Linked DNA regions of Mus musculus: region 1 is linked to region 2. The links are chromatin loops, found by intact Hi-C in ENCODE. Cell type or tissue: heart. All regions are shown on one strand. Each heading gives the region's core, and the rest is flanking DNA. Links, peaks and the distances in the headings are about the cores only.

Region 1 (16,109 bases), core at 4,239-12,238, 140 kb after region 2:
TTCCAGCACTCATCCTAAGGTGTTTTTGAGACCAGAGCTTACTATCCAGCTCAGGCAGGCTTCAAAGTCGAGGTCTTCCTGTCTCGCTCGACTTCCTGTGTGCAACCTTAGCGCTCTCCCTTTTCTTTCTGGTGCTAGGATTCAAACCCTCGGCTTTGTGCATGGTCTATAACTGAGCCAAATCCCCAAGCATCCCTGTAACTTTTCTGCTGTGTCAAGTACATTCAGAAAAACAAGAATTGGTTTTTTTTCTCTTTTTTGAGAAAAAGACTGGCCTCATGTTCACTATGTAGCTAAGGATGGCTTTGAACTTCTGATCTTCCTGCCTAACCTCCCAAGTACTAGAATTGCAGGTATGAACCCCAATACCCACCTTTTTTTTTTTTTTTTTTGCTTTTTGGTGTAGCTCTGGCTGTCCTGGAACTCACTTTGCTGGCCTCTGCCTCAGCTGCTGGGATTAAAGGCACAGGTCACCACTGGCTTTGCTTTAACTGTTCTATTCTTTATTTTTAGGTATGCTCCCAATAGCACAATATTTTATTAGAATGTATATATTATTTATAGAAATAACAACCGGCCCAGACATAGCGGTGCACGCCTTTAATCCCAGCACTCTGGAAATACAGGCAGGCAGATCTATGAGTTAAGAGGCAATTCTGGCCTACACAGTGAGATCCTGTCTCAAAACCAAACAATAGTAAGGCTAGCATTAAATTTATTTTTATTTTTATTTTATTTTATTTTATTTTATTTTATTTATTTATTTATTTATTTATTTTGGTTTTTCGAGACAGGGTTTCTCTGTATAGCCCTGGCTGTCCTGGAACTCACTTTGTAGACCACGCTGGCCTCGAATTTAGAAATCTGCCTGCTTCTGCCTCTGGAGTGCTGGGATTAAAGGCGTGCGCCACCACTGCCCGGCTAAATTTTTTTTTAGTAGAGTTTGGAGACCAATGTTTAGACCAAAGGTTGATCAACTAGGGCCCTCAGACTATGGTCTTATGTTTGACCACAGCCACTAATTTACATATCATCTAAAGCCAATGACGGAGTGTAACAGTTACCTGGAAAACCACACTGCCCTGACACACCAAGTTGGCTGAGCCTACCTACAGTTAGACAAACACTGCCCAAAGGAGATTATGAAATAACAGTCACACAAGAACCCTCTAAGGAGGAGGGAGGGAGACTGATGTGAACAAAGTATAAAGAATAACACACGAATGGAAATGTCATAATGAAATCCATCACTTTATATGATAACTTAAAAGTAATTAATTTAGCCAGCCAGTGGTGGATTTCTTTAATCCCAAGCACTTGGGAGGCAGAGGCAGAGGCAGAGGCAGGTGGATTTCTGAGTTCAAGGCCAGCCTGGTCTACAGAGTGAGTTCCAGGACAGCCAGGGCTATGCAGAAAAACCCTGTCTCGAAAAACAAAAACAACAAACAAACAAACAAACAAAAACCTATAAAACAAAACAGATCAACACTGCCCGTGGTCCTCCTCTCTGTCTGAAATGTCCCTTTCAAGAAAGCAGCACATTAAAGGCCCTCATAGGGTCTGTGAGAGAAAGCAGCTGATTTACATTTTAACTTCATATTCTCTTTCCTTCAGACTATCCTCTACCCAGTGTAGATCAATAGAGCACTGCCTTGGGAAGCCCACTTAAAAAGGGCTTTTCCTTTCCAGTCAGGGACCCATCAAGGGAAGGGCCCCTCACTGTTCCCAGCTGAGGATTCCAGAAAGTGCTGCAGGCAGGCACTTGTGAAGTTTCACAAAAGGCCTCTCTCGACGGAGCAGACATCAACCTCCCCTTGGGATATTCAGCAGAGAGTTCCATTTATGCACTGCCCAGAGTACAAATCTTGCATGCAGAATTGGGCATCTGGCAGACTCCAAAGGCCTGGTTATCAACCAGCTCGGGGTAGGGGTGGGGGCGGGGATACTGGCAAAAGGAGGGAGGGGAGAAAAGGCTCCAGTCAGACTCAACAGAACTCAGTCCTACTAGCTAGCTGTGATCAGGGCTTTTCTGAGCCCTGGTTTTCCTGTGTGGTTCTCAAACTTTTAAGAGCTACGGTGAGGTTTAAACAAGAATGAAAGGAAGGAAGGAGTCTGGGCTCATGCTGGACACAGTTAAGAGTTACGTAATACCCGCTTTAATCATCACTGTTACATTATTCACACCAGGCCCCTGTCTATAATCTTTGATAGGTCCCTGCTGCTCACCCAAGAGTTCCAACTTCCTAGAGAGGTCCTCAATGTCCTCTACCATAGGGCTTTTGTTTAGGGCAGGGTCTCAGACTCACAGAGAGCCGCTTGCCTTTGCCTCCCGAGTGCCGGGGATTAGAGGTGTGAGCCACCAGAGTGACTTGGTGTGTGGCATGATGCCAGTCACACCAGACCCCCTCTCTTTCCCTAGAGACCCCACGACTGACTGTGAAGGTTCTTGCCAGTTTGGTAGGCTCTCCTCAGGACCTCACTTCCACCATCCTCAAGGCTCCATTGGAATCACAATCCTTCCATCCTTCAGAAAGCAGACCCCCACACCATGGCAACTAGCGTAAACAAGTTCCCTAGATACCTAGGCAGGTATTATAACTTGCAAATACCAACCCAACAAATCCACAAGCCAATGAGGTTGGTTGCTGTTTACTGGGGAAGGAACCCCAAGAGGTTAAGCAACTTCCCCCAGTTTTTACAGCCTGAAGAAGCCCGGCTGACACTGGCACCTGGGTAGCTGATGTGCCCATTCCCATTTTGCTACCCTAGAGCTTCTGGGCTCTATGTCCTTGCCACTCTCTGAGGCTTGCTTTCCAACATGGACCACCCAGAGGGCTATAATGGCTTCCGGAGCCAGTGACTTAAATTGCAGCATGTCATTCACAACCATGCTTGGAAGGAAGATGACAGGAGGACCCCTCTGAAGCATTTTCCACGGTTGCTAGCCTGGTACAAGAGGCCCATCGACTCCAGCATTAACCCTCCTTTCCGGGGATTAGTACCGAGTGGTAATAGTAGCTTCTTGCTCACCTCCCACCCAGCACTCTGATCTCTGGGTATGTCAAAAACACCCAATCATGTCTCATGACTGGAGCGCTTCCTTCCAATTCATTTTCCCAGAAAGCTTAGCCAACTTCTGAACCTGCTCTGGAACCTGGAACAAAAAAGGGGCTGGCGGGCAGAACTTGAGGAGGAAGATAATCCAAAACTAATTGATCCCAGGTCGTGGAAGGCATTTTGTTTACCGCACCAGACTGACCTTCCCAATTATCGTCTGCTTAGGCTAATGTTACAGCCTGCCTCCCATGCATGACCACCTTTGTCCTGTACAGGGACAGGGTCAGGCCCAGGCTGTGGTAACCTTAGGGACAGACAGCCTAAAGGTAGGCTCTGAAGGAAACTTTTGTTTTTTAAGATAGTGTTTCTCTGTGTAGCTCTGGCTGTCTTAGAACTTGCTCTGGAGACCAGGCTGGCCTGGAACTCAGAGATCTGCCTGCCTCTGCCTCCTGAATTGCTGGGTTTAAAGATGTATACTACCACCTGCCCAAGGGATACTCTTGGCTCCAGGGACACTGTAAAATGCACATCTAACCTAGATTCGGGTTCCCTTCGTTTTCTATCTGTAGAGTCCCACCAGCAGACCAGATACAGCATCAGGTCCTGAAATCCCTCAGCTCCCCATGGGCCCTCGTAAGGAACCCTCATACAAGTCAAGGAGAGAACAAGATCTGCCCATCTCTACACAGGAGAAAACTAACCTCAAAGACGCTTATCCTCAATGTGTTACAGGCACCTGGCCTACACCCTTTCATCATGAAGTTAGGATTGGCTTGATCTCCACCAGGCCTTTTGAGAGACTCTCCCTCACGCTCACTTTAGGGATAAGCAGGTGAATTTGGCATTCCAGGCAACCTGGCTAACACTGGAGGGGCAAAGGTCGGGTCAGCTCCTCTACTTTTCCAGGTTTGTAGGAAGGAAGCCCTCTGGGGGCAGGAAGTTGGCTGTGCTGACTCACAAGCCAAGAGAAGAGTAATCCAGGAAACTTGTCACTCCGTTACCATGGCATGAGGGTGGCCAGGCACCCCCTTCCTCTCTTGAGGCTCACTCAAGGGGCTGGGTGTCGGCAGTGGGGGCAGAGCATCAGGAGACCTCAGACAATGAATCCAGAGTTCTTAGAAGTCCAGCTTCATAGCAGAGTGCTTAGTTGAAACTGTGGCTCAGAAGGGAGGCAGTCCTGGACCTCAACCCTTCGTAAGTCTGCACAATTTAAAGGATGGCATCCTGGAGTTGAGGAGCCTACTCTACCCAGGCTGTGCAAACAAGATTCCCAGGACAGACAGTGTGGATGCACCCATGCCCATCCACCGGTTTTAGCTACCCCAGCCTTCTAACCTCCTCCATGTTTTTAGTGGAGGCTTGACCTTCTGCAGAGGAGAACGAGAAAAGGAGAGGGTAGGAAAGGACCCCCTATCTGACCCTCACCTCTCCTGGGGTCTAAGAAGTTACAATTTACAAGCCATAAACACGTGATACCCCCTCCCCTAAAGTGTAAAACTTTCTCTTTAACTTCCAAAGAAACATTGTGTGGCTTTGTTTCTCATTCCCTTTGGCTTGGAGCTACCTGGCCCTGGCTGGAAACTGCCCATAGCACTGTGGTATGTCTTAAGTAAGACCTAGACACTGGCTGACCCAGGTTCAAGTCCTGTTTACCAGACTAGCTGTGTAGAACAGACAGGTCTTGAAGTCATGGGCAATCCTCCTGCCTCTGCCTCCTGAGTACTATAATTATAAGCCAACTCACTTTCACCTCTTTAAAGGGCTCCTCCTCCAACATCATTTTTTAAAGTCGGTTTTAAGGTTTTTTTTTTTAATCTGCCATTTAAGAAATCAAGATCTGGGGAGAGGGAGAGAGGTAGAGAGGGAGAGAGAGAGAGAGAGAGAGAGAGAGGGAGAGAGAGAGAGAGAGAGAGAGAGATTGATTTGCCTGAGGTCATACAGGCAAGCAGCAAGTGGCAGAGCTGGGAAGGGTAATTTATATCACACCTCCTGGCCTTTCCTCTCTGGCCTAGTGCACTGTGGGCTTCTAAAGCATCCGGGCTCACAACTGTGTTGATCCACTTGTTTGCAGGCGACAGGGAGAGACCCAGACAACACTCCCTTCCCAAGAAAACCAAGGGTGCCAACCACTCCCTTCCTCAAGGCCAAAGGCTTAGCTAATTCACGGGGGGGGGGGGGGGGGGGGGGGAGGCGGCCGTGATGGTGAAGGGGGGGGGCGGCAGACCCCACTGATGTAGGTTGATGTCATCGAAAGATAATAACAGCTCCAGGCAAACTCCAAGACAGGCAAGCCTGAAGGTATTCCTAGAGTTAAGGTCTGGTGCCTAACCTGCAGCCTCCAGGGGCGCCTCCTGCAGAGGCTTCGTACCACCTTCTTGGGACTTGAGGGGAGGAAAATATGCCTACCTCTTCATCAAGCAAGAGCCCTTTCAAGGGGAACATGTCCCACCCTCCTCCCCCACACCCAGTGACTCAGAGGCAAGTTTCTAGAGAAGAAAATGAGGGTGGGGAGTGGCACTCAACCCCTAGGCTGAGGCTCTTGGAAAATGCGGTGGGGTGGGGAGTGTAAAAGGGAGTAAGAGTTAGTGGAGTATGGGGAGGTGGAACGTATTGGGAAATCCCCTCCAATATTTGATAAAGTCTTGTTAATACCTTCCGGCCTTAGGTGTGCGAGAAGGCGCGGCCACAATGTAGCTCATCTTCATCTCCTGACACCTGTCCTCAGTGGGCTGGACCTTTTGCATCCTTCTTGTCCCCCTGATTACATGCAGGGCAGACTTCTTACATAGCAACTTCATGAAAGCAACATTCTTTGTAACCCTAACCTCTTTGCCGCGACAAGGTGCCCGTCTAAAAACACCTGCGCGTGGGTATCTCTATCTCTGGTCGTCCACCTCGCCCTCACAGCTCAGCAGCCTCTGGCTCCCCTCCGGCGCCTAGGACAGCTTTCCCCAGCTCTTCCCCTCACCCCAGGCACGCCCAGCCCGCTCCCAACTGTGGGCCCCGTCGGGGCTGCGGGCGGGAGCGGCCGAAGCAGGAAGAGGGGAGGAGGGCAGGGAGGCCCGAGCTCACCATGGCGAAGCCGGAGAGCAGAGCCGAGGTCCGGCTGGAAGCTTTGAGCTTGGCGCGGCTTAAGTAGAGCTTGCGCCAGGACAGCGCCTGCATCGAGTGCTCGTTGAGGCTCATCACCTCGGAGTAACTCTGGCCGATCCAGTCCGGGTAGCTGACGGCGGGTGGCGGCGGCGGCAGCGGTGGGGCCCCCGAGGGCTCCCCGTCCCCGCTGCGGCGGCGGCTCCGGCGGCTGCCGCTAGTGCTGCTGCCGCCGCTCACGGGAAGCTCCGGATTGCTGTGACTCGGGGGCGGGGCAGGCTCCGGATGCATGGAGTACGCTGCGAAGGCGCGGCTGGCGGCGAGCGCCTGAGAAGGCTGCGGCCCCGGGGCCGGGCCGGGCCGCGCCGCACCTCCGCCGGCCTCCCACTCGAGCCGGTCTCCCGCAGCCGGACGCACCGGATCCGAAGGCCGAGGCACTGGCTGCAGAACCGCTCCGCAAGTTCCAAGCGGCCGCGACCGGAGCCTGCGTGCCGACCGGCGTCCGGTCCCAAGCCGGCACCTCCGCGAGCTCCACGATTGGCCGGCGACCCGAGGTTATTTGCATACGCCACACCCACGAACACACCCCGCCCACAAGGCGGTGGGCGGTGTCCGTGCGAGTGACGTACCCCGCACCGCCTCCGACGGCTCCGCCCCCAGCCCCTGGCTCGCCTTCCTGGAAGCGCCCCACGCTGTCAGGCCTCGCTTCTCTTTGCAGCTGCTCCTGTGGCTTTGCTCCCGGAGCTCTTGACTTAGGCCATCCGAGGTCACCTCTGGGCGCCTCCTGAGGCCTATTTCCTCCTTGGAACAAGGTGGCAAAAGGTCTGTTGGAAAAAAGAGCAAGCGGAGGGCTACTAGAGTTCAGTGAGCGGTTATTGAGCGTCTATTGGGTGCCAACACGGTCCCAGGCACCGAGGGCAGGGTGTAGGCTTGTGATTGAGACGGACAAAGTCGATCCCGAAGATGTTATGCGTGCCTGGAGTCCCAGCATAGAGGAGACTGGAAAACAATGAGTTTGAAGGAGGAGTGAGCCCTTGCCTCGAAACACAAGAGGGACAAAATTCCCTGCACCCTTGCAGCCAACACTCTTGTAGAAAAGACACACAAACATCGAGTCAATTATAGTTCAGGAGACTGTAAATGTGTACAGAAAAAAAAAAGATAAAAAAAGGTGGATAGTAACAGGGTTTTTATTTTAATTTTAGAATGCTAGCCCCCGTTTGTATTTATTTATTTTTGAGACTACATAGCTCTGCCTGGTTTGAAACTTGTTATATAGACCAGGCTGGCTTCGAACTCACAAAGAGCCATCTGCCCAAGCCTCTGGACTACTGCCATTAGCATGTGCCTGCCATTAGCCTGTGCCTGCCATTCCCAGACCCCTCCGTAGCGTTTTCTATTCTGCAGGAGGCAGACTAAAAAGGTTCACACCTTGGGAGTCTCATCTGAGCTGAGACCTGGGCCAGCAAGATAGGCGCCAGGACCTAAGGGAAGAGGAAAATAGGGAGGTTCAGGGTGGGGCTCAGGAGATACCGGTAAGGTAGGGAGGGCACTGGGCTAAGGAACTTTAGGACACGTTAAGAGCAGTCTCACCGCTTTAACCCCCAGCCTTCAGAATGTTTCTTGGCACATACTCCACATTGAAGAAATGCTTGTTGACTGAATACATGTGGGAAAAACAAGAACAAATGATAAATTTAGATCCCAGTCAAATAAATCCTAAGCATGTGGTGTGGCACTCCAGGTCTAACAGTGTGAGAGTTAAACTCTTGTACAACCGCTAGAGGGCAGCCCTTCACTCAACCACATGGCACAAAAGAGAGGCCTCCTGTGGAGTTTCTGAGATTCCCCTAGCTGCTGCCTTCCCAGGTTTACAAAGATTGAGAACTTGGGGCTGGCATGGTGGCACAAGCCTTTAATCCCAGCGCTTGGGAGACAGAGGCAGGGCAAGAGGATCTCTGAGTTCTAGGCCAGCTACATAAAAGACTTTGTCTCCCTGGGCAGTGGTAGCGCATGCCTTTAATCCCAGTACTTGGGAGGCAGAGGCAGAGGCAGGTAGATTTCTGAGTTCGAGGCCAGCCTGGTCTACAGAGTGAGTTCCAGGACAGCCAGGGCTATACAAAGAAACCCTGTCTCGAAAAACAAAACAAAACCAAAACAAACAAACAAACAAACAAAAATGTCTCCAGAACATAAAATGACAACGAAAAGATTGAGCCCTTGGAATTTGAAATCTCACCCCATTAGGTTTGTTTCCTACATGGGCTTTGTGCTTATTATTCCTGATTATCATTTACACCTGTGCTCAACTATCCTAAAGACCTTTCCTTTTGCCTACATAGCCCCACGTATGGTCTTGTCTGGTCACCCTGATATCTTCCCTTGCATAGCTCTGATTGTAATAGCATCTGTGTTAGGTTTTTGGGTTTTTGTTGTTGTTGTTGTTGTTGTTGTTGTTTGTCAGCTTGACATGAACTAGAGCCATTGGAGAGGAGGGAAGCTCAATGGAGAATGTGTACCCCTCAAACTGGCCTGTATGCAAATCTGGAGGTCATTTTCTTGATGAATGATTGATTCACGGATGGCCCAGCCCACTGTGAGTGGTGCTGCCCCCTGGACAGGTGGGTAAAATCCTGAGTTCTATAAGAAGGGCAGGCTGAGGCAGCCAGTAAGCATCGTTCCTCCCTGATCCCTGCTTCGGTTCCTGCCCTGATAGAGTGTGACCTGGGAACACGTAAGCCAAATAAGCCCTTTCCTTCCCAAGTTGCCTTCGGTCTTGGCCTTTATCGCAGCAATGCTAGGTCGGCATCTGAAGTTGTCTAGCCAATTAATGTATTGATCTGAGCCCCACCCTTTAGAGTTTGTGTAGGACCAGGTTTAGTCAATACAGTAACTGACATCCTTGGTTCATGGAAACCAAGAGAGAGAGGGCGTGAGGTCTGGAGGTTAAGAGTCTGGAAGACAGCCGGGTGTGGTAGCACACGCCTTTAATCCCAGCACTTGGGAGGCAGAAGCAGGAGGATTTCTGAGTTCGAGGCCAGCCTGGTCTACAAAGTGAGTTCCAGGACAGCCAGGGGAACACAGAGAAACCCTGTCTCAAAAAACAAAAAACAAAGCAAAACAAAACAAAGAGTCTGAAAGACAGAGGTCTACTGATGTAGAGCAATGAAGAGATCTAGCAGTGGTGTGGCAAAAAAACAAAACAAAACAAAACAAAACAACAACAAAAAAAAAAAACACCTGAGGCCTTAGCAACGGGGATGGTTTCCTCATTGCAACATTGTAACCCCTTCCCTTCTTATCAATCTTACTTTGCCGCAGCCCATTAGTATAGAAGAGAAAACTACACAAAAAGCTCAGCATGTAGTTCTTCAGCATGTAGTTCTGGGTTCAATCCTTGCACCAAAAAGCAAAGCAAATAAAAAAATAATAATAATAAAAATAAAGATATCCAGATCTAGAGTGGAGGGGAGGCTCTAAGCTCGGCCCCTGACTTGGGAGGGTTGAAGGACCCACAGTAACCTTTGTCTTTCTTACTAGATTCAGCTGGGACCATGAGGAGCAGCAAAGCCATCAATAGAGGTACTTCAGCAGGCGGAAACTCTGAGGCTCCGGTAAGAAAGAAGAAGCCGCTTGCTAAGAAACGAAACTGGCACTGGTACGGGTGGCCAACAAGGGTTAGACTCCAGGCTTCAGATTCCACGTCAGCTTCAAACAACCCTGTGGCTCCCTCAAGTCGTCCGAAGGTATGCTATCAACCTCTGGGGTTGCTCTCAAAAAACAAAAAAAACAAAAAAAAAAAAAACAAAAAAAAAACCAAAAAACAAAACAAAAAACAAAATAAAAAACAAAACAAAACAAAAAAATAGCCCAAAACAACTTTTCTTTCCCAAACAGTTCGTGCTTGAGAGTGTAGAGACTCTGCTGAAAAGACAATGGTCTTGATCTATCAGGACTAATGGCCATAGCCTGAGGGCTGACCAGAGACTGCTGCCATAGGTCGCATAGGAGATAGCAGCATCCTTATTCTGTCAGGAGAGAAAAGTTAGCAGCAGTGTAGTACTTCCCAATGACAGGCCCTGTCCTACATCCTTGTACTAACACCTATAGTCATGTAAACTCTAGTGTGTATTATCTCATTGTATATTAAGTGTTATATTAAACTCCTTACAGACTCATAATATTAAATCACCATTTTACAGACGAGAAGAAAGGAGGCTGTTAGGAAGCAGTAGTATCTCATTTAGGATTCATTTATTTTTAGTAGGATAGATTTTGATTTTTTTTTTTTTTTTAAACTTTATTGGTCCAGCGTCTGGGGCATCACCATCACTCTGCTTGATCCTCATATTCTAGATCAGATGAGTCAGGATATATATATATATATTTTTTTTTTAATTACCATTAAAAAGTTATGAAAAGCCATGAGGGGGTGTTAGGGAGTTGGCTCCGTGGTTAAGAGCACTCGCTGCTCTGGCAGAGTTTCGGGGTTTGTTTCCCAGCACCCACATGCTGGCTCACAACTGGCTGTTAAGTGCGGTTTCAGGGATCCAACACCCCCTTCTGGCCTCCAGAGGTACTGCATGCGCATGGTGAACATATGTGTAGGTAAAACATTCATACACATTAAATAAAAATATATAAAATCTTAAAAAAAAAAAAAGCCATCCAAGCTATTTTGATTTTAGCAAGTTCTTTGGGTAAAGTTTGAGAATCGCTGAACCAGCTTGTCTAAGCAAAACTGAGATGTCAGCCCAGCCTGGTGGCTTATGACTCTTAAATCCTGGCACTTGACAGGCCGAAACAGGGGTACTGCTGGGAGTCCCGAGCTACTCTGGGCTGCGTACACACATACATATGTGCAAGCAAAACACCCACGTACGTGAAACCAAAGTGTCTGAAACACACACATAGAGCGCACACTGAGGGGAGATGTGAGAAGACACAGGAAGTAAACAGAAGGAATCGGAAGCTGGGGCAAAAAGCTTCCGGCAGATTTTCCCCTAAAACCTTTAGAGAAGGTGTCCCTCCCAACACATGGGCGAGATTGGGTGACCTCACAGTGACGTGGCTGTCTTTGCTGGCCTGCAGAACTGAGACAATAAGTCTGTTCATTGGGTGTGGTTCGGCACTCCTGTAGTTCCAGCCCTTGGGAGGCTGTGGTAGGAGAGAAGAGTTTGAGGCTAGCCTGGGCTATATAATTAGACTTTATCTCGAGAGGGGAAGGAAGGGGAGTCTAAATACTTAACCAAATGGATCTCTGAACTCCCTGGGTTGCAGCTCTTCCGTAAGGGCAGCCTGAAAGGATGAATCTCAGGGCCCTGGAGGGGCTCAAAGAGTGCAGCCAATCAAGGAGGTTGAATTCTCATTCATCAGAAATAGGGAAAATCACAGACTGTCGGGCGAGGTACACCTGGATTTAGACTCCAGTCTCATGGATGTGTAACTCGGCTACGTTGGCAGACATCCCAAGCTGTCTGGACTCCATCTGTCAAGTGGGAGTCCCGGTGGCACCAGGCAGCAAGGGTTGTTACGTTACGAGTGTTTCGTGACAGAACATTTGTCTGGCAATCAGCACAGTGCTCAATAGATGGTGACTATCTTCCCTCTCACGGGCACTGTGAGGATCAAAGAATGAAGGCAGCCCCATCGCACATCTAATGAATTGGCTAATCTGTATTTACCAAGGGCAGTTCATCTCTGAGAATCCAAACAGGAAAAACAGGTACCAGGATAAAGGAACAGTGATGTCTGGAAGTGAAAGACCTGTGGAGGAAGGACAACTAGAGGCGTCTAATAGGATGTATGTCAGAAACAGCGGCCGCCCTTCCCAACCAGGAGGTCCCACTATTTATCCCTGCCTCCCATTGGTCCTGTCTATACAGAAAGCCTGCTGACTGAGCAGCCGTAAGAATGGATCCCAATGATCCAGACCAAAGTAGGCTAAGAGGATGGCATGGACCAGAGGGCATAGAGGCCCAGACCTGGCAGTGGGGTGTGGAATTATACTGACACCTGGAGCCTCAGATGCCATACATAGAAATCAGGTATAAAGATATCCTTTTGGTAGTTAGGTGCACAGATAGAATACATACCAGTTTGGCACCCAGTAGGCAGCACCAACAAAAAGAATCCTCTGTTTGCTGCTCATAGGATAAAAAGGGGAAAGACAACTGAGGCCGGAAGGAAATCGAGATCCAGTCCAGCATTAGTGTGGGGATATTTTTATCTGGACACCCGTCCATCTGTCTTGTGTCCATTCTAAGCTGGTGAGTCTATCAGACTCCTTTTAGAAGTCCTGAGTCAGGGCTGACCACAAGCAAGTTCAGGGTAGTAGGAAGTTTGGTCTCACAGCTCTCTCAAAGAGATTTCAAATCCATTTGATACATATAGTTTTTTTTTTTTTTTTTTTTAAGTTGGTGTCTCTGCCTTCAACTGCTGTTGCCAAATTTCCCTTGCCTCCTCCAGTCTGGAGCTGGGCCATTTCCAGGATCGTTCTTTGTACAATTAAAAAGAAAAATAGAACCGTTGATGTTGCCAAACACATATTTAAAGTGACACTTTGAATCGAGGGAGTGAAAAATCAAAATGTTTTAAGGTTTAGATTAAAAGTCTCCAATCCTCGGCAGTCCCTGACCCTGGGATTTCTGTGGAGCCTGGCTGCCTTTAATCCTCTGTCCTGACTCATAAAAACCCTTTAGACCAAGGGTATTTATTTCTCAGAGAACTATTCCAGGCTAATCACATAAAAATACCCTGCTTCCCCGGCATACCCCGTCTAGTGCAGGTCCTGGGAATAGATCAGTGGAGTACACACACAAGTCCCTTTCCTTCATGCATCCATTCCACTAGAAAAGTCTACCATGCAATTGTCCTCCTTAACACTTTCTTAGAATCAGAGCTCTTTCCTCCAGCTTTCTCTTGTCCGTTGTATCTAGGGAGCCATCAAGATTCACCCAGATGGCAGAGGTCACTTGGTCACTCACTCTGTAAGAGCAAGCCAAAAACCTTTCTAAAAGATACAACTTGCTAGGCTTAGCACCACCCCACTCATTAAATCCCAGCACTTAGCAGGGCTCTTTGTGAGTTTGAGGCCAAAATAGTGAGTTCCAGGACAGCCAGGACTACAAAGAGACCCCGCCTCTAAATAAATGGTACAGTGGCTCGGGTCCTTTCCATGGGTACCTTAGCTTCCCATTGGTGTTTAACAAATAATGCAGTTGTTTAATAGAACATAATTTAATTTGTATTTATTCTTCTGGGTACTGAGAAGTCAAACTGAAGCTGCGGGTTTTAAATAAACTAAAGAGGGTCGATTTGGCTCCTTCTGGAGGCTCTGATGAGGAAAATCCATCTCCTCCCTCCTTTCACCTTCTGGTGGATTCTGTAGTCCTGGGCTTGTGGGCCCCCTTCCTTCAGTGTTCAGAGCGCTTACTCTGATCTTAGTTTTCATTGGTACATCTCTTTCTGTCTCTCCTGACTACTTAAGATCACGTTGGATTCACCCGGAGAGTCTCCCCATTTCAAGATCTTTGATTTAAACCACCTCTGTAAAGCCTTTCCTATCTGGATCTGAAGGCATCATCACTTAGCTTACTATTTTGGAAGGCCCTTCCGTGGTTATACTCAGCTCCTCACCTGGGGAAGCTTTATCTGATCGACTCCTGCCTCCTCCCTTATGACTGGGAGCCATGCCTCATCTGCCACAAGACATAACAAGAATATGACATCAACGAACCAGAGAACAAGTTCTCATCAGACACTGAATCTGATGGCTCTGTCTGTCTGTTAGAGATGCGGAGCCTCGGGAAGCCCAGGCTGGCTTCAAGCTCCATACACAGCTGAGGATAACCTTGGGTTTCTGGTCTTGTCTCCACCGGAGTGCTGGGATTACTGACATATGCCAACACACCTGGTCTGTGCCGAGCTTTCATGGGAGAAACTGGACCAATTGAGCCATCGGCAATTCTGCCTTTTGTGTTAAATCTCGAGGTTCTAAAACAGAATTAGATTTGCTTTGCTAAGCCTTGTAGTCTTGTGGTAGTTTGCCGCAGCAGCCAAATGGGCTAAGCAGGCTGCTGCTTGCCTTTTAGACCAAGGCTCTGAAAGTCATTTTCGGTTTTGAGCGTATCTGTTTTCTCCTAGCTCATGAGCCCACCCCTATCCTCCTCATCCCCTGGAATGTCTGTCTTTCTGAAGCCTGACCTATGCAGGTCGGGCTAGCCTCAAACTCACAGAGACCTCTGATTAAAGGTGTGTGTCAAGCCTTGTTTTTAACCGTGTATAGATGTGGGGTAAGGGGGGCGGCCTCTGTGCATATGAGTACAGTGGTATCAGACCTTCAAGAGGATGTTAGATCCCTTGGAGCCATAGTTACAGGTGGTGTGAGTCACCAGACAAGGATGCTGGGGGTAAAAGTTGGATCCTCTGCTGGGGTTAAAGGCATGGACCACCACTGCCTGCTGGATGGTTTGATGGCTAATGTGGTATGAATTTAAGCATCACAATTAAAGGTCGATTTAATCCCAGCACCGAGGAGGCAGAGACAGGCAGATCTTTGAGTTCAAGGCCAGCCTACAGAGTAAGTTTCAGGATAGTCATGGCTACACTGAGAAACCCTAACAACAACAAAGCAAAAGAAACAACAGCAAAAGGGTGGGTTCCAAAGTCTTTCATGTAGTCCAGCAGTTAATAAATGCCTACTTGCTAAGTATGGTGGACACAATTTATTATTCAGTTATAGAAGCATTTATTAAGGTTTGAGCTCATCATGCAATGGAATGTCCATTTGCCAACATCTCCTGTGCCCAGTCAGTATCTGGCTATGCTATAGTTCATTAACCGTCCGAGTGAAGGGCCGCTGATCTTCCTGCTGAAATGCTCTGTAAATAACATAGAAAGGAGAGACTATAATGTGGGTGTGGGCAGGGGCAGGAGACCCTTATCTCTGCGTACTGCCCAGTACCTTTCTCAGAAACTTATCTTCCCACCTGGGAAATAGCTCTTTGAAGACAATGATGAGGTCAGACAGGCTCTGCTCACCTGCTGGTGGATCTCCTGTGTCCCAGGGCTCTGTTTGGGGCACAGCTTTATCAAGACCAGGAAGGGGGGCTGGGGCTTGAAGACTGCCACCTTCTCCCACAGGCTGTCTACGTTCATCAGGCAAGAGGGCAGCAGCTGGGCTCCAAACCTGGCGCTGCTGGCAGAGAGCCGAAAGCTGTCGGCCCTTCATTTGGCCTGGCTGTTTTTGCTCTGAGGGATTTAATTCTCCCGCAGCAGAACCCCTTACCTGGACTTTGTCGAATTTTAAAAAGAGCAGACTCTTTGTGTGTGTGTGTGTGTGTGTGTGTGCGCGCACGCGCACGCGCACGCGCGCTTCCAAGTAGAGACTGATGTCATTTGTCTCCCTGGATCCCTCCCCTCTTCATTTACTGAGGCACAGGGTCTCTCATGGAACCCAGAGCGTATGATCTGGCTCGTCTAGCTAGCTAGCTAGTCCCAGGGATCTAATCTCTGCCTGGCAAATGCTGCTGAGGTTTCAGGTAGTCCAAGGGACCAGCAAGGCTTTTGTGTGGGCACTGGGAATCCAAACTCTGGTCCGTGTGCTTGCCAGACAAGTGTCTTATCAGCCCTACCATCTGCCCAGGCTGGGAAATTAACAATTTTAATGAGGGCTAATACATTAGGTGTGCATAGAAGTGACTCTGAATCAGTCCTCACCAGTCACAAAGCTTTAGCACCAGATGAACACTTCCCCACCCCCACGAGGTACTAGGGATAGATGCATTTTACCAGAGTCATGCCCTTCCCTGCCTGGAGACAAGATTGCTCAGGCTGCCATGGGTCTCTGTCTTTCTCTCTCCCCATCCTTCTCTTTCTCTCTAAACCTGTGGTATGTAAACTAATCTCATCACACTGAGGTTGATTTCTGTGAGATCTAGGGCAGCTTGGTCTACATAACG
Region 2 (16,109 bases), core at 5,004-13,003:
GCCTGCATCTCAGGGACTTCGTCCTCAGCCTCAATGTCCACTTCCTCCTCTGTGCCCAAGGACTCCCTCATGGGGCCTCGTGGGCCCAGAGGCACTTCTGCCCTGTCCTGCTCAAAGTCCTGGCCACCCGCTGGAGGCATGCTCTCTTCTGCCATAGCCACTACCGTGGCTGCAGCCATTGCAGTCTCTTTCTCCTCCTCTTCCTCCTCCTCCTCTTCTTCCTCCACCCCAGGTACGGTCATCTCCTCCTCGTCCTCTGAGGATGAAGATGAAGACTCGGACTCGGAACTGGATTCAAACTCAGAAGATCCAGAACTTTCACTGGAGGATGAGGACGACTCAGCTGGGGCCTTTGAGGTGGTGATGCTCTCTGTCTCCTCTGGGTGAGGGACACAAGTTGGGCGGGTTACTTCACAGCCCGGGCTGCTCCTGCCCCATGCTAAGTATTTCCCCAAAAGGCCTTCAACAGGAAGCCCTTTAAACACAGCCTTCAAATGCTGACCAGGAGGAAACTACTCCTCAATATAAATAGGCTCCAGGTGAAATTAACATAAGACTGTACATTTGGAAGTGAACAATCTTGGCACCCCACAGGCTCCCAAAGCGGCCATCCCCTCCACTTAGTTCTTAAGCACTCCCATCAACAGTCAGAAGCTACTCCTTTCAGCAGCCCTCCCCCCCAGCACCCCTCCCCCACCAGTGGCTCAAGTACCCACTGATCTATTTTCTGGGCCTCTAGACTCACCCAGTCTGGAATCCTAACACAGGGGGAGGTACGTGCTTTAAGAAGCACATCTCTCAAAAGCATTAAGATATTGGTCCCCCAATATCAGTGTGATGTCCCATCTTGAGAGCACAGGCTGGGGGTGGGGGGCGGGGCCGGGACAACCACTTCCCTGCTTACCCTCCTCAGAATCTCCATTGTCTTTCTCGCTGGCCTCCGACAGGGGTGCACCCTGATCGTCGATGTCTGAATCAATCTGGCCATCGCTGTCGGCTTCGTTGTCATCTTCGTCATCCTGGGGCACAGGGACAGAGGGACACAGGTGAGCTGGAGGCCCGTGTCCGAACACCCAGCACCCGGGAGGCTCTGATCCAGACCTTGTCGGAGCTTGAGGAGGATGAGGGTGAGGATATGCGGCTCCTGGGGCCTTCCTCCTCCTCTTCCTCTGCTTCCTCCTCCTCTTCCTCCTCCTCCTCCTCGGTGCTTTCTCGGTCCTCCTCTTCCTTGTCTGAGGCGGAGGATGAGGGTGAGGTGGTAGAAGATCCAGAGGATGAGGATGCTGAGGAAGAGGAGGACGCTGACAAGGACTCCTTCTCATCCTCCTCCCCGCCGCTGTCCAGCTCCAGGGGCCGTCCTGGCCGGCGTCGCACACCCACGCTTTTGGGGTCCCGCTTGGTGAGTTCGCAGGGAGCATCAGCTATGTCCCGGTCCCGCTCCCGCTCTGACTCTGTGGGAACAGAAGGAGTTATGAGCGGGGACGCAGTGATGGGGAGGAGGGGGAAACCAACAGCCAGCCAGCAGCAGAAAGCACTGACCTTCATCTTCCTCATCCACAGAGGTTGAAGGCCGTAGCCGCTTCTGGTCACCAGAAGAGGCTGTGTCCGGTGGCTCCTTCCTCTTGACCTTGAAGGAGGGCAAGCGAATGGCGCCCCGCAGTCCAATGCCCAGGCCTAGGCCCTCGTAACCCAGGCCCTCACCCTTGCCCCACGACTCCAGCAGACAGGAGGCGATTCGGTCTTTGGGCTTTGGCCTGTCCTCGTCCTTGTGCTCACCGGACTTCACGGGGGTCAGTGAGGCCTGGGATGGGAGAGAAGGGGACAGTGACCAGAGTCCGAGGCATTGCTGCTGCCCCCTGCAGGCAGCCTTAGTTAATGGCACACTTTTTTCCCATACACTGGGCCACAACCTCCCTCTCTTTCTAGGGTTCTAGAGCCCCACACTGCCCTTCCACCACCGCTTCACCAACAACACTACCACAGCTGCAGTTTTTGGAGCATGGCCTCCACATGGGGGGCACAGGAATGAGAGCTGTGCGCTGCAAGAACATATCTACATCACTACCACAGGCACCAAGGTCCAATTTCCCTGTGCTGTGTGGTCCCAGGGTATTACAAACAGTCACAGTGTCTACACAGTGGACCCAATATACCCGGAACAAAAGGAATGGAGTTCTTCTTTCAGAAATTAATTGAAACCAATTTTATCTCTTGAGCTATTGCTGAAAAAAAAAAAAAAAAGATAAAGAAAAGAAAAGAAATAGAAAAAAGGCCAGCCATGGGAGTTGCATGCCTTTAATCCCATAACTTGGGAGGCAGAGGCAGGTGGATCTGAGTTCAAGGCCAGCCTGGTCTACGTAGCCAGTACCAGAACAGCCAGGGCTACAGAGAAATGCTGTCTTGAAAAACCAAAGAAGCAAAACCAATACCAAACAGAATGGGGAGGGGGAGGGGTGGAGAGACGGCTCAGGGGTTAAGAGCACTGGCTGCCTTTATAGAGGACCTGGGTTCTAGTCCCAGCAGCTATATGGCAGCTCGCAACCGTCTGTAACTCCAGTTTCTGGGCATTCGATGCCTGCCTCTGTGGAACACAGGCAGGCACTCGCTGCACTTACATACATAGAGGCAAAAACACCTATTACATAAAATACCACCACCAACCAACTAAACACCGCTAACAACAACAGAGCTGGGACTGGTGGCACACACTCGGCAGATGGGAGTATTTAAGGACAACTTGTTTGGCTCCATAGCAAAATTGAAGCCAACCTTAGTTTTAGAAGACCCTAGTTCAAAATTAAAAAAAAACAAAAAACAAAAAACAAACAAACAAACCCAAGTTCCTAGCCTTTTGAATCTGTTATATAAGTTCCTTTAGAAGTTTGTTTGTTTGTTTGTTTTTGAGACAGGGTTTCTCTGTGTAGCCCTGGCTGTCTGGAACTCACTCTGTAGACCAGGCTGGCCTCGAACTCAGAAATCCGCCTGCCTCTACCTCCTGAGTGCTGGGATTAAAGGCGTGAGCCACCACTGCCCGGCCAAAGTTTATTTTTATTTTATGTGTACAGCTGCTTGGTCTTCATGTCTGTCTGTGTGCTATGGATGCCTGGTACCTATGAAGGCCAGAAGAGGGCGCTGGATTCCCAGAACTGGATTGACAGACAGCTTTGGCCTGCCATGCAGTTGCAGTGCTTATTAACTGCTGAGACATCTTTCTAGCCCACTTATGTTGGTTTATGCATGGAACTGTGTAGCTTAGGCTGGCCTCAAATTCCTGACATTCCCAGCAAGGGTTGTGGGGGTACTTCCCATGTGCGGGATGACGGAGTTGGGGGTGGGTGGGGGGGTTTCACTTCTGGCTCAGGCACTGCCCATAGCTTAAAGAATTTATTCAGAGGGCTGGAGAGATGGCTCAGTGGTTAAGAGCACTGATTGCTCTTCCAGAGGTCCTGAGTTCAATTCCCAGCAACCACATGGTGGCTCACAACCATCTGTAATGGGATCTGATGCCCTCATCTGGTGTGTCTGAAGACAGTGACACTGTGTTCACATATACAAAATAGATAAGTTTTTCTTTCACAGTTGGGGATACATCTCAGCTAGAAGAGTGTTTGCCTAGCGGGCATGAAGCCTTTGGTTCCATTCCCAGAGACTGTTAAACTGTGTGTGGCGGGGCTTACTCGGGATCCTAACCCCTCCAGCGATGGAAACAAAAATTCCCAGTTCAGAATCATTCTCTGCTACAAAGAGAATCTGAGGTCAGCCTGGGTTAGAGGCTCTGGGTTTTGTGTGTGTTTGTTTGTGTTTTGGAGACAGGGTTTCTCTATGTAGCCTAGGTTGTCCTGGAACTTGCTATGTAGACCAGGCTGGCCTTGAACCCACAGAGATTCCATCTTCCTCTCCATTCTGAGTACCAAAATGAAAGGTGTGCTTCACCTGGTTTCAGTAAGTATTTTACTTAAGCAAAAACCAGATATAGCTGTAATTAAAATGAGACTGTCTACAGTATGTGAGAGCGAGGTGAGGTAATCACACATCTTTAAAGCCAGGACTCAGGAGGCAGAGGCAGGTGGATCTCTGAGTTGGAAGCTAGCCTGGTCTTCACAGCAAGTAACAGACAGCCAAGGCAACATAGTGAGACCCTGTCTTAAAAACCACCACCGCCGGGCGTGGTGGCGCACACCTTTAACCCCAGTGCTTGGAAGGCAGAGGCAGGCGGATCTCTATGAATTCTAGGCTAGCAAGGCCAGCCTGGTCTATCGAATGAGCTCCAGGTAGCCAAGGCTAGTCAGGGAAACCCTGTCTTGAAAAACTAAAACAAGCTGGGTGTGGTGGCACACGCCTTTAGTCCCAGTACTCGGGAGGCAGAGGCAGGCTGATTTCTGAGCTCGAGGCCAGCCTGGTCTACAGAGTGAGTTCCAGGACAGCCAGGGCTACACAGAGAAACCCTGTCTTGGAAAAAAAAAAAAAAGAAAAAGAAAAACTAAAACAAAACAAAACAACAATAACAACAACAAAACACAACAAAAAGCAAATATGCCTGCATCGCTATTACTTCAGTGTTCACCCCAAGGTGGTGGCTCAAGGATCTGACATATTGGGTTGAAAGGACGGAGGTGAACTGGACAAAAGGAGCCACCCTCAAAGCTCTGGCGCTTTAAGTTACAGACGACATAGCTTCAGATAGCTCTGACTGTTACACATCCCAGGGGGGCCAACACAATTCAAGTAATGGATGATAAAGAACTGTGTGTCGGGTAGTTCTCTGGTTTTATGACCCCGTAATATGAGTCCTGACAGGCCGCACTTACCTACCCTGCAGAGAACAAGTTTCTAGTCACAGAGCTCCCTACAGTGCAGTGCAGGGAGAGACAGCAAAACTGGTGGACGCCCTCCTCTGCGGGTGGGGTGAGGAGCAGAGTGGACTAGGGGCAAGGGACAGCCACTGAGGCCTTCCTTTTAGTTAGTTGATCATTTGCTTTTGTGAGACCGGGTTTGGGGGGGGTCTCACTATGTAACCCTGGCTGGCCTTGAACTCACAGAGCTCCTGCAGCATTTGCCTCCCCCACTCCCACCCCGCCCCCAGTGCTGGAGTTAAAGGTGTGAGCCAGGACTCTCTGCTTATTTGAGAGGACTTAAAAACACTAAAACGGCCGGGCGTGGTGGCGCACACCTTTAATCCCAGCACTCGGGAGGCAGAGGCAGGCGGATTTCTGAGTTCGAGGCCAGCCTGGTCTACAAAGTGAGTGCCAGGACAGCCAAGGCTATACAGAGAAACCCGATCTCGAAAAACTAAAAAAAAACAAAAAAACAAAAAAAAACAAAAAACACTAAAACCAGGTAAGTGCCTGTCCTTGTAGCTACCATGGCTGAGGCAGGAGCATCCTTGAGCTTTCATAGCACAGACTGAGACTCCACCTCTTAAAGGAAAAGGCTTCAGGACGTTGTCCCTCCTCTCCGTTGTGTAGGGAAAGGGCAGTTAGTTAGGGATCATTTGTGAGGGTCTGGATAGGCAAACCTCCAGGGAAAAGGGCAGGCAGAGGTCCCCACAAGGTCAGACTTTGTGCCCAATGTATCAGGAGAGAAAAGGGAGGTGAATCAGGTCCCAGAGGTCTCAGCTGAGGGACCACCTGGATTGGCAGCTGCCACCGGGCAGGAAGTTGTTGAGCTCCTGAAGCTCAGAGTGGGCCAATGAGGAACTGTGTCTGATGCTACTGTCTCCTCTTAGTTAAAGGGGAAGAATTTAAAGGGGAAGAGCCACATGCAGCCAGTGGCCATGGGTTCAGTCTGCTTAGTCAGCTTATCTATCTACCTACCTACCTACCTACCTATGTTTTTCAAGACAGGGTGTCTCTGTGTAGCCCTGTCTGAACTGACTCTGTAGACCAGGCTAGCCTGAAACTCAGAGATCCACCTGCCCCTGCCTCCCAAGCGCTGTGATAAAGGGCATGTGCCACCAACACCCTGCTTGTTGGCACTTCTTAAAGTTGTCTCAGGCTGGCTGTAGAAGCAACCACCCATCCAGTAACACATCTTCAGAGAAAGGGATGCCTAGGCCAGTTCCTGCCGGCCCTCTCGTGACCCTAACGGGCTTCCTGAGCATCCACCTACATACCTTGGCCATCCGCTCCTTCTTGTCCCACCATTCGTCAAAGGCCCGGAAGGCCACCACCTCTACCATCTTGCGGTTGAGATCACGCTTCATGATGGCCTTAAGTTCCTTGAGCACTACCAGCAAGACCCCATCCACCGTGGCCTTGTGCGGGTCCTCCTGACGTGGTATGTAGCCTGGTGGTGGCACGGAGGGGTCAAACTTGGGCAGGGGCGGCCAATGCTGTCCACGTCCTGGGCCACTGTTGCTCAGGGAGAATGGGCTCCGGTAGGGGGGCAAGTTGACAAACTGCAGTCCAGCAGAAGCGGCGGCAGCCGCAGCGGCCATGAAAGGTGGGTAGGGACAAGCCCCCTGGCCTGTCATGAGCCGGCTTAACATCTGTGTTTGCATCTGGAAGGACATGGGCATGCCACCCCACTGGCCACCCAGCACATGGCTCATGTCCACCTGCATCACAGGAAACAGTCCCGGTGGGAAGGGAGGTAGCGGCGGAAGGATGGGTGGGGGCGGGACACCCGGGGGCGCTGGCAAGGGTGGCGGGGGCACTGTCACTGCAGGATGGGCTGGTGGTGGTGGTGGTGGTGGTGGAGGCAGAGGTGGGGGCATGGGGAAGCCAGGTTGTGGTGGGGGTGGAGGAGGGGGCGGGGGTAATGGAGGGAAGCCAGGGGGTGGGGGCAGGGGCAGGTTTGGAGCCAGCACGTTGGGGGCTGCCACAGCCCCGGCCCCTGGGGTCACCACCATGGGCTTGGGGCAGTCAGCGCTGGTGATGGGGGCCGAGGGCATCTCATCATCTGAGATTTCCATGTCCTCTCCTGAGGACTGCTGGCCCTGGAAGAGAGCAGTGAGGGTTCTGTAAGCATTTTCCAAGCACCAAGGAGTCAGAGTCTTGGGATCAGGGGATCAGGGGATCAGTGTGGGGGACTCCCAGCGTGCTGGCCAGACCTCGGGCACATCAGTCAACCATTCCAAACGATACTTTTCTCCTTTGGTACAAGGGGCATCCAAATAGCCATTCCCTCTGCGGCACCTGTGTGCCAGGTACTGTTCTAGATGCGGAGAAGCCGAAAGTGACCGAGACAGCCACAAGTCTTGATTTGTATGGAGCTGAACTTCTAAAAAATGGTGGAGGTGAAACGTAAGCGGAATGAGAAATCTCAGCATGGGGAAGGGGAAAGGCCGAGAGAAGGGAACAGGGTGTGGGGAGAACCCCGCAGAGGTCTGAGAGAGTCTGAAAGATCACAGGAAAGAGTTAACACTCAGTGATGCTTCCCACGTGCCAGGAAAATTTACATGCATTGGCCAGTTCTTAGAACAACTCTGGGCGGAGGGGTCTGTTCTCTCCACTGTTACTAAGGAGGAACTCAGGACATGTAAAGGCTTTAGTAACTTCCTGGAGACCATGCAACCAATAAGAGCCACAGCCGGGGGATTTGAAACAGGAAGTGGCTCCCCAGCCTGGGGTTCAGCCACTGTGGCCAGCAGGGCTTAGTGCAAAAGGTACCCGCTTCGAGGAAGTGCTGGCAGCCTGGGTGGGGGTAGGCAGCCGCCTTAAGGACCCATCAATTAGAAGGGGTTTCTGTTTGTTTTTGTGCTAGGGACTGAGCCCTAGCTGACATGCTGCTAGGTCAGTGCTCTACAGCTCCAGAGCTGGGCCAGCTCACTCCCACTGGGCCAGTTCAATCTTCTCACTTAAGTCTCCTTGGCTTTTAGAACAGGCTGGCAAGGCTGAGAGCTACAGACATGCGTGGTCGCATCCCACAACAGACCTCAAGAAGCCGGGCTAGGGCACACACACACCAGACACCTGCCCCAGGAAGAGCTTCCGCTAAGACTGCAAGGGGGGTGGAAAGGGGCGGGATCAAAGGACAACCTGGGCCAAACTTGATGTGGGAGGAGTCTATTGAGATCTGGGTCTTTTGAGATGTTAGCATCTGAGCCTGGGAACTGGAGAGAGGCCCTGAGTTGCTATGGTTTAGAGGTGGGAGCTGGAGGGAAGGTGAGAAAAATGAGTTCCGGTTCCGCAAGGGACTCTGTGGGTCAGACGCCCCGCCCCCCCCTCCCAAACACACACATCTCACCCTGGGTGAAAATATTAAGAAAACAAAGCTTAAGTGACAGTAGGTGCTTTGGAAGGCTGAGAAGGCAGGAGGTCAGAGGTCACACACCACCTGATGAGAAGGGCCTCAGAGGAGTCATCTGCTGGGGAAAGGAGTGTCTAGACTCTCATCTCCCCCTGTACACACAACACAACACATCCTGAGAGCACACTCTCAAGGTACCCTTGGGAGGGCAGGCCAGGCAAGCTGAGCAAGAAGAGAAAGAATGCCCTAACGTCAGCTCCGGACAGCACCCAGCATCACCGTGGAGCAGCGCTCAGAGGGTTAACTCCCGGCTGCTATAGTCAGCCAATCACAGGGGCGCAGGCAAACTGGCTCTGCCCCCTCCCTCCCTGGCCACAGCGGGTGGGAACCAGTTGGCCGCAGTGCCTGTAGTTCAGGCAAACTGAAGGGACACCTTGTTTCCATGGAGATGGTGAGGCAGGACTCATACAGACCCACTCAACAGATGAGGAAACTGAGACTAGAGAGAGAAAAGACCTTCCTCTATAGAGGTCACATAGTCCGTGTGACAAGGCAGCTAATTAAGGCTCTGGGGCTGAAACCTTTTTTTTTTTTTTTTTAAACTCACCAGCCTCTGCCTATCCTGTCCCTTCCCACGGGTCCTCTCTACCTCAGCCTTGTCGGGGCAAGAGCTCTTACAGACACCAAGCACTACCAGACAGCAGAACCTAAGTACTGCTCTCCCGACCTCCAGCAGGGGGCGCCGGAGGGCCGACCTGATGCTTAGCTCTACTCTGAAGCATCTCCATAATTCTGTCCTGGAGCAGTCCAGACTCCAGCCTTCCCAGCCTCAGCTTTCCTCTTCTTATGCCCAGGGAGGGAGGGAAGGAGGGAGGAAGGGAGAGAGTGTTAGGGCGGCCTGTGACCTCCAGCGACTCAACCCTGGACCAGGTGGCTGGCATGATAAACATCCGCCAAACCTAGGCTGCCTAAGAGGGATGGGGGAAGGGCCTACAGCCTAGTTAGTTAGCTCAAGTACACCTGTCAGTTCCCTCTGCCTTGACCCTTGAAGCCAGAAAACCACTTCCCCAGAACTGCTAGCAGGCTCCCAGGAGCCTCAGCCATCTGCGGCCCCACCTCCTCCCCTGACTCCCAAAGTTCCTTTGCAGGCAGCCAGAGGGGGCTAATGGAGGACACGCAAATCTGTGTCCACAGGTGCATGGGTCTCTTATCTGAGCGTCTACTTGTTAATGCGTGCTGGGCCCCCTAGTACAAGGACCCAGGGTTGAGCTTAGAAAGATGACACAATGATCCTCTCCCCTAGAAAACCTGGACAGTGGAACCTTCACCATCCCAGCTTCGAAACTTCTTGAGACAGGAGGTCTGGGTAATGAGATAGAGGGAAGAAAGGAAGGAGTAGGGGGCAGACACCTTCATCTGATTTACACTCTGTTCCCCTCCAAAGCTAACCCTAACCCCTTCCCCCTAAACGTTAGATCCTAAATTAGCCACCAAGAAAAGGAAGACAGATGGACAGATGGACTGCTGGACCGCTCCACCTGCATGCTTTCTCCTCTCTTCAGGGCACCAGGCTCTGAGAAAGAACACCTGGGAGTGTTTGTTGAGCCAGCCTCACACAGCGCCATTAACAGAGACAATGACCTGGGACCATGAGCACAGCCTAGGGTCTCTCCGAAAACCCCGCCAGAGCTCAGAACTTAGCCTGCGTCCAGGGAGGAGCGTTACAGGGTCCCGTTGCTCCCGCATCTTAGCTAGTAAAATGTATCAGGAGTAGAACACAAGACAGACAAAATCAATCCCAGACAGACAGACAGGCATGGTGGTACCTCATCCATCCGCTCTGAGGTGGGGGTCCTGTCTCCTGCCAGGTCCAAATCCACCTCGGCTGTCTGGCCTAGCAGACCCATAGGGTCTGGGGGGCCTGGCTCAGGTGGGGGCCGAGGCCCCAGGCCCAGGCCCAAGTCCTCATCTTCATCAGAGTCAGGCAGTGGTGTGGGACTGATGTCCTCTAGACCTGTGCTGGAGGGGCGCGAGGAGGGTGGCGAGGGACCGCGGAAGCCGGGCTGCGAGTTAGTGCCAAAGTGGCTGAGCGGGGAGAGTTGGGAGGAGGAGGAGGAGATGGGGCTGCCTTCCATCTGTATCTCGGTGTCTGAGTCCTGCTCACGAAGGAAGGGCAGCTTGGTGCGTTGCTCCTTCAGCAGCATCTCAATGCGGGAGTCCAGGCTGTCATGGGGCTTCTCTGGCCCGGCTGGAGAGGACTCCAGAGTAGGGGTGCCAGGGCTGTCACAGGGCTCAGGACTCCAGCCAAAGGTAGGCCGACCACCCAGCTCCATGCTGTTGCTGTCAGGGGGCGGGGGACCAGGAGGGGTGCCTGGCTTCTCCTTGGCTGGAGGCTCAGCGGGTGGCAGGGGCGGGGGCGCAGGTGCCCTCCGGAACTCCCCACTGTCGCGGCTCCCAAAGGCTGCTGTGGCGGTGGGCTCCTCAGGGGGTGGCGGGAAGGGGGGTGCTGGAGTCTGATATGGAGAGAAAGCTGATTTGAATCCAGAAGCCGTGGCTGTTTGGGCAGGAGGTGGAGTATGGGCAAACGTGGTGGCATCCTGCGACTGAGCCTTGAAGGGAGTCCCGCTGCTGCCAACTGTCCCAAAAGAGAGGTCCGAGGAGCCTCGGAAAGGAGCTGTGGCTCCAGCCACCGCTGAGTTGTGGACATAATGATGTTCGTGGCGGCGGTTGTAGGCATCTGTGAACTTGCTCTCGTGCCGCCTCGCCTTGAATGTGGCTGTGGGGTCCTGGCTGAAGAGATAGGAGGGTGTGGGCTGACGGCTGGAGTAGCTGGAATCCTGGGAGAAAGGGGTGCCCAGGCGAGGCGTGATTGGGGTGCCTTGTCCATAGGAGTTGGGTGTGTCCAGGCGGCAGCTGGAGTAAGCTGTGTCTTGGGAGAAGGGGGTCCCACCGCTATTGGGGGTGACTGACGAGGAGCCAGAGCCGCAGCCTGCAGACAGGCTGCCATCTTTGAGGCGCTTCAGAGCATCTGATAGCTGGAGAGAGAAGAGATCATGGGTGTTGTGGGTGTGGAGGGAGGACCGAGCTGAACCAGGCAATTGAGCTGCTTCCCGCTAAAACTTTGGCTGCTAGGGAGTGTGGAGCCCATGACCTCCCATCACAAGGAAAGAACTGGAGTGCCTGGAAGTGCGCAGGGGTTTTTTTGTTTCTTTTTGTTGTTGTTGTTTTTCCCTATCCCTAAGTATAGATGTTTACCCTCTGCACACATAGAGGATTGTCCCTAATACTGGCAGCACAAAGAGAAGACCCTGATGTTTTGGTATAGGCTGCTATTTCCTTCCCAAGCCTCAGGCCATCTGACATTAAAGGGTGTGACACAGAGATGTGACCAATGACTGTGGTCTTGGGTTTGATGGACTGTCCTTACAAATTCTAGATATTTAAAAGGTGTGACAGCCCCTCCCCCATGCCTCCTGATCAGCAGGCAAACAGACTTCAGTCCTCTGGGAGGGGGGGACACCTCAGTTCATACTGTGGCTGAATGGAATCAGCTAGGTGAGTGTCCTGGTATACCGTGGGTGGAGGAGCCAGTCTGTTCTGGAAGAGGATCTGAACTCTGCTTTCTGGAAATACGTACAGAGGGTGCCCGGATACCAGACACTAAGACCCAAACGTAGCGATGTTTTGACATTCATATAGAAAAACAGCCTGCATCTGTGGGAATCCCAGTATGGGTGGAGGGTGGGTGGAACCAGAGGAGGGACTCAGGGATGCTGGGCCAATCCCAGCGGAGAACTGGTGCAGCAGATCTTGGGAAAACAGGGTTTTTAGATCAGCTGGGAACCAACAGCAGGTGTGGTCAGGTCTCTAAAGCCAAGAGGTGCTGAAGCGGAGGGAGCAGCTGCAGGGAAGAACCTACCTGCAGGGTCTCGCTCACAATCGGAGAAATAGCATCCAGCTCACCAACAGGGAGGGTCTGAGGGGTGTACCGGCCGGTGACCAACAGCTCGTAGAAGCGCATGCGAGTTTCCCCTGTAACAGGCAAGGGACAAGGGTATCCATGGAAGCTCCACCAGGACACATCCCCATGGGGATTCCAACTCACTTATTAGCACGGTCAGGGATCCCTTGTGCCTGCGACCACAGGCCCGGGGATCCTGTGTGTCCCCTGATTAGGTCTCTACCCTTTCTCACCTCATTCCAGATTCTCATCTGTCCAACCAGGCTGCAAAACTCTGATCTTTCTGATCCTGAGATTCTAAGGTTAATGCCTTTGTGGGACAGAGCTTCTCCCCCCACTGCACCCCCCCCAAAAAAAACCCCAAAACCCCCAAATGCCATCCTAAATGGAAAGTTCTTTCCATTCCTTAGACTATAGTTCCCCCCCAAAAGGAGCTATTACCACCCCATCCCCCACATTCTTTCACCACAGAATAGTCACGGCTTGTAACAAGGGCAGAGGAAGTCTGGGGACAGAGGTGACTTAACTATCTGGGGCCAAAAGACAATCTAAGCCTGTCAAACACATACATACTACTGTGAGCCAATCGCAGGCTGCTCTCCACCAGCTTAAGCCCCAGGAGTACCCAGAGTCTGCCCGGGGACTACCTGGAGCCCTCTGCCTACCTCTCTACCCACCAGAGAGAGATTTTGATCAACCAGGCCCCGATTATTGGTATTTAGAGCCTTAGAGGCAGCTGCTTACATATGCAAAGGAGGTGAGCCACACTTTACTGGACTCTTTCTTGAAATACAATTACAAATCTCAAAATAAGTGGTAGTATCTGAGGATTGTGTCTTTTCCTTTCTTTTCTTTCCCTCTCCACCCCTCCAGGTCCCCCAGAAATGAAATTGTAGTGAGGCTTAGCTGCTGCTTAAGATGTGGGCAGGTGATGGGAGAGGGGGACTGCAGGCTTCAGTCATGGGGGAAATTGAACTTCAGCTTAATGTGAGGCTAGGTAGTAGATTTAATAGTCTGTTCACACACACACACACACACACACACACAAGTGCATGGCGACAGGGGTGGGGTTGGGGGTCATTTACTAGGGCTCGAGGAACTGGGAAATGAGAAGGAAAGCTGTCGACTGGACAGAAATGACTAGGCTTTGCAAGCGGGGGTTGGGGGGTAACCAAATCCACTCAAAATTGCCAAATCCACTCAAAATTACCACAAACCACAACCCTTTGCGACAACACCCAGCGCGGTCTTAGGTCTTAGAGACTGCATGTCGCCATCATTAAAAGCAAAACAAAGTTAAGTTTTTCTGTCTTGCCTTTGGTGTGTGCTCAGAAACTCAAAAAGAAAAATCCCTGGTGTTCACCCCTGGAGTCCTCCCAGGCAGGGTTCAACAGTGCCACGCCCCTCCTCCAACCCCCGGACTTGACATTAGGATCACGGGACCACCTGGTCCCAAAGCCCCCTGCACTTGCCCGCAGACTGGCAGGGATGTCTTAGAAAGGACGCAGGTAAACTTAGGGGGGATGCCCTCTGTGTCTTGTCAGGCCTTTTCACCTGAGCCAGGATGCGGGGGTGGGGGTGGGGGTGGAGGAGAGTCAACAGCTCTGGAGGTAGGAGGTGTGGCTCCCCAGCCTGCCTGAGCAAACAGAGGTGCTGCGGTCTCTTTAAGAGAGAGGAGGGAAGACAAGTGTCAACCCATGAGCACCCAGAGCAGCCCGCCCCCAAGATCCACTATCAATGCTATCAGAACATTATCAATGAAACACTCCTCGGCTCAGATTGGTTCAGGGAAGGGGCACCGGTAGGGGGTGAAGGGGCACGGGCACCCTAGATCTTTAAGGAATGACTTTTATGAATTTAAAGGCACACGGTTCTTCTTCTGCCCCCAACAAATAAACAAACCCTCCCATCTCCCCTAACACAGGCAGCAACACTAGGGACTGTCTAAACGCAGGCCACAGGGGCTCAGAGAGGGGCCCACAGGGGTGTCATAGGTGGGGGAAGCCTCTGGGTGGTCCCTAAGGGTGCAGTGGCCAAGGACTGGCACATTTGGTAAATTATAGTCTGTCTCCTAGCAACAGACAACACATTTGGCTCCATGTGACTCTGCCCTCCGGAGGGGACAAAAAATAAATGGTGGTGGTGGTGGTGGGGAATCCCAAAGAAGAGACAAGGAACGATAAAGGGGTTTCCAAGATGAGGGTGAGACTGACAGGTGGCCTTCCAGCTCCTCCCCCACAGGCCACCAACCGGCCGGGCCACCACTAACCTTTGGTGTCCAGCTCCACGTGGATAATGTTGCCCATGACAGAAGTGCTGTGCAGGTGTTGGACGGCCTCCTTGGCGCCCCTGACTGTGGCAAAGACCACCTTGGCAATGCCCAGGTGTTTCTTGGTCTTCGGGTTATACAAGATCTCCACCTCCTCCACCTCCCCATACTTTTTGCACATGTCCCTTAGGAAGTTTTCACGGACGTTGTCATTCAGCTTGGCAAATGTCACCTGCTTTGGAGGCACAGGGCCCACGTAGAACTCATCGATCTGCCAGGGGCCGCGGCCGAGGTGGGGGGGGGGGGGAGGGAGTTTGGAAAACATTAAAACCAAAGAGAAAACACAAGCACGCCTCACTTGCCCAGCAGTTAAAAAAAAGAAAGAAAAAGAAAAAAGAAAACAAAAAAAGCATGCGGGCGGGCCTAGGAAGCAGAGGATTAAATCGTTTGGAACCTGGAAGTCCTCTGGGTTCGAAAGGAAAGGGGAAAAAGAAACAGTTTCTCTTTCCCCACCCCCCTATTCTGGCCTCCTATCCTTGCTGCTGGATCCCAGACGACCCTCTGGTCTAGGAAGTTGTCCCCTTTAAAGCCAAAGGGTTGGGAGGGGGGCGGGTCCCTGAGCCAGGGCCCTGGGTGCGCAAGGACCCAGGTGGGGACCGGGAGCCCCCAGCTCTGCCGGCATGATACAGTCTCAGTGCCCTCGTTACAGTTTCTCCGAGTGTTATTTTGTTTACAGTGGCCCGGAGGGGACACCCCTCTCCCCCCTCCCCGCCAAAACTTCCCAGTCCTGGACGGCGGGAACTAAGAATCCGGCTGGGCTTGGTCAGGACTGGCGTTATTTTCGAACTCGGGGAAGGAGGGGGGGAGGGACCATAAGACAGAGAGGAGGGGTCCTACCTTGAATTTGGGCACAGACAGCTCCAGCTCCTTGTTTTTGGTCCAGATTCCGACCACCCGGGGATCTTCCACGATCTCCACCGGGCGGTTGCTGGACATCTGTGGGCAGAGACAGGGGGTTCAGTATAGAAGGGCTGGCACCCTCCCCAGGGGCAGGGGCAGACCCCCCCCCCTCAAGGCACCAGTCCCACTCCAGGCTGAGGGGAGGGAGTCCTGGCTGACAGTTGGCCCAGGTAGCTGGAAGAGGGGTCCCCCTCCGTTCGCCTCTTGTCTGGGGGCTCCACCGGGGGTGGGTGGGGGTGGCGGGAAGGCGCGCCGGCTACTCACGGCCAGGCTGAAATGCTGCCCATCGTAGCGGTACAGTTTATGGTGCCCCTTTTTCAGAGCCGGGTCAATCATCAACTTGTAACTTCTCCAATGGTGGTTCCTCCTCTCGCCCGAAGGGCCGGGCTGCGGCGGGGGCTGCTGGTGGTGGTGGTGGGGGTGACTGTTCTCCATGCCGTTAACCCAACCTGAAACCCAAGCAAGTTGTTGTCCTCTCCGACGCTTCTACACATTCGCCCGAGAATCCAATCGGCTGGCCCCCACCCCCCTCCCACCTTACCAGCGCGCCCCGAAAGCTTGTCTCGCTGCCTCTCCCCCCCCCCCCCGCCTCCCGAGGAAAAAAAATCTAAGAATGGAGCGAGAGAATAAACCCTTTCCGGAGGGTTTACGCGCCCGCCCGCTCGGCCACCGTCTCCGGCTGGCAGCGAGGGGCTGCCCGGGGCCCCCGCTGCGGGCTGGCGCGGTCCG

Evidence for each region. Peaks named below come from ENCODE experiments on the same cell type or tissue, not always from the same donor. Only the 100,000 strongest peaks of a DNase experiment are listed, where the experiment ranks them.
Region 1: a loop joins it to region 2, with 1.8 times the contacts of the local background. A loop is called at or near these places in 2 of 42 quality-filtered maps.

The regions. Positions count from the first base shown.
Region 1 is chr5:123,005,587-123,021,695 of GRCm38, reverse strand. It overlaps Orai1 (ORAI calcium release-activated calcium modulator 1), which reads right to left and starts at 6,622. Exons shown (of 2, transcript NM_175423.3): 1 at 6,130-6,622. The coding sequence starts at 6,438. Gm2479 (a long non-coding RNA gene) reads left to right here and starts at 6,669. Exons shown (of 3, transcript XR_387710.4): 1 at 6,669-6,969; 2 at 9,688-9,893; 3 at 13,637-14,403. In heart, for the core only: CTCF peaks have their summits at 6,844, 7,918 (motif pointing right) and 10,716 (motif pointing left); DNase peaks (open chromatin) are centred at 6,055, 6,745, 7,615 and 7,975; H3K4me3 peaks cover 2,875 bases; H3K27ac peaks cover 3,637 bases.
Region 2 is chr5:123,142,663-123,158,771 of GRCm38, reverse strand. Setd1b (SET domain containing 1B) reads right to left here. Exons shown (of 17, transcript NM_001040398.2): 2 at 15,645-15,829; 3 at 15,318-15,416; 4 at 14,421-14,691; 5 at 12,110-12,222; 6 at 10,017-11,225; 7 at 6,113-6,937; 8 at 1,540-1,801; 9 at 1,102-1,451; 10 at 905-1,019; 11 at 1-379. The coding sequence starts at 15,815. Among named protein-coding and RNA genes, the nearest start is that of Setd1b, 8.5 kb to the right of the region's middle. In heart, for the core only: a CTCF peak has its summit at 8,923 (motif pointing right); DNase peaks (open chromatin) are centred at 7,571, 7,861, 8,561, 8,931 and 4 weaker places; H3K4me3 peaks cover 2,376 bases; H3K27ac peaks cover 2,104 bases.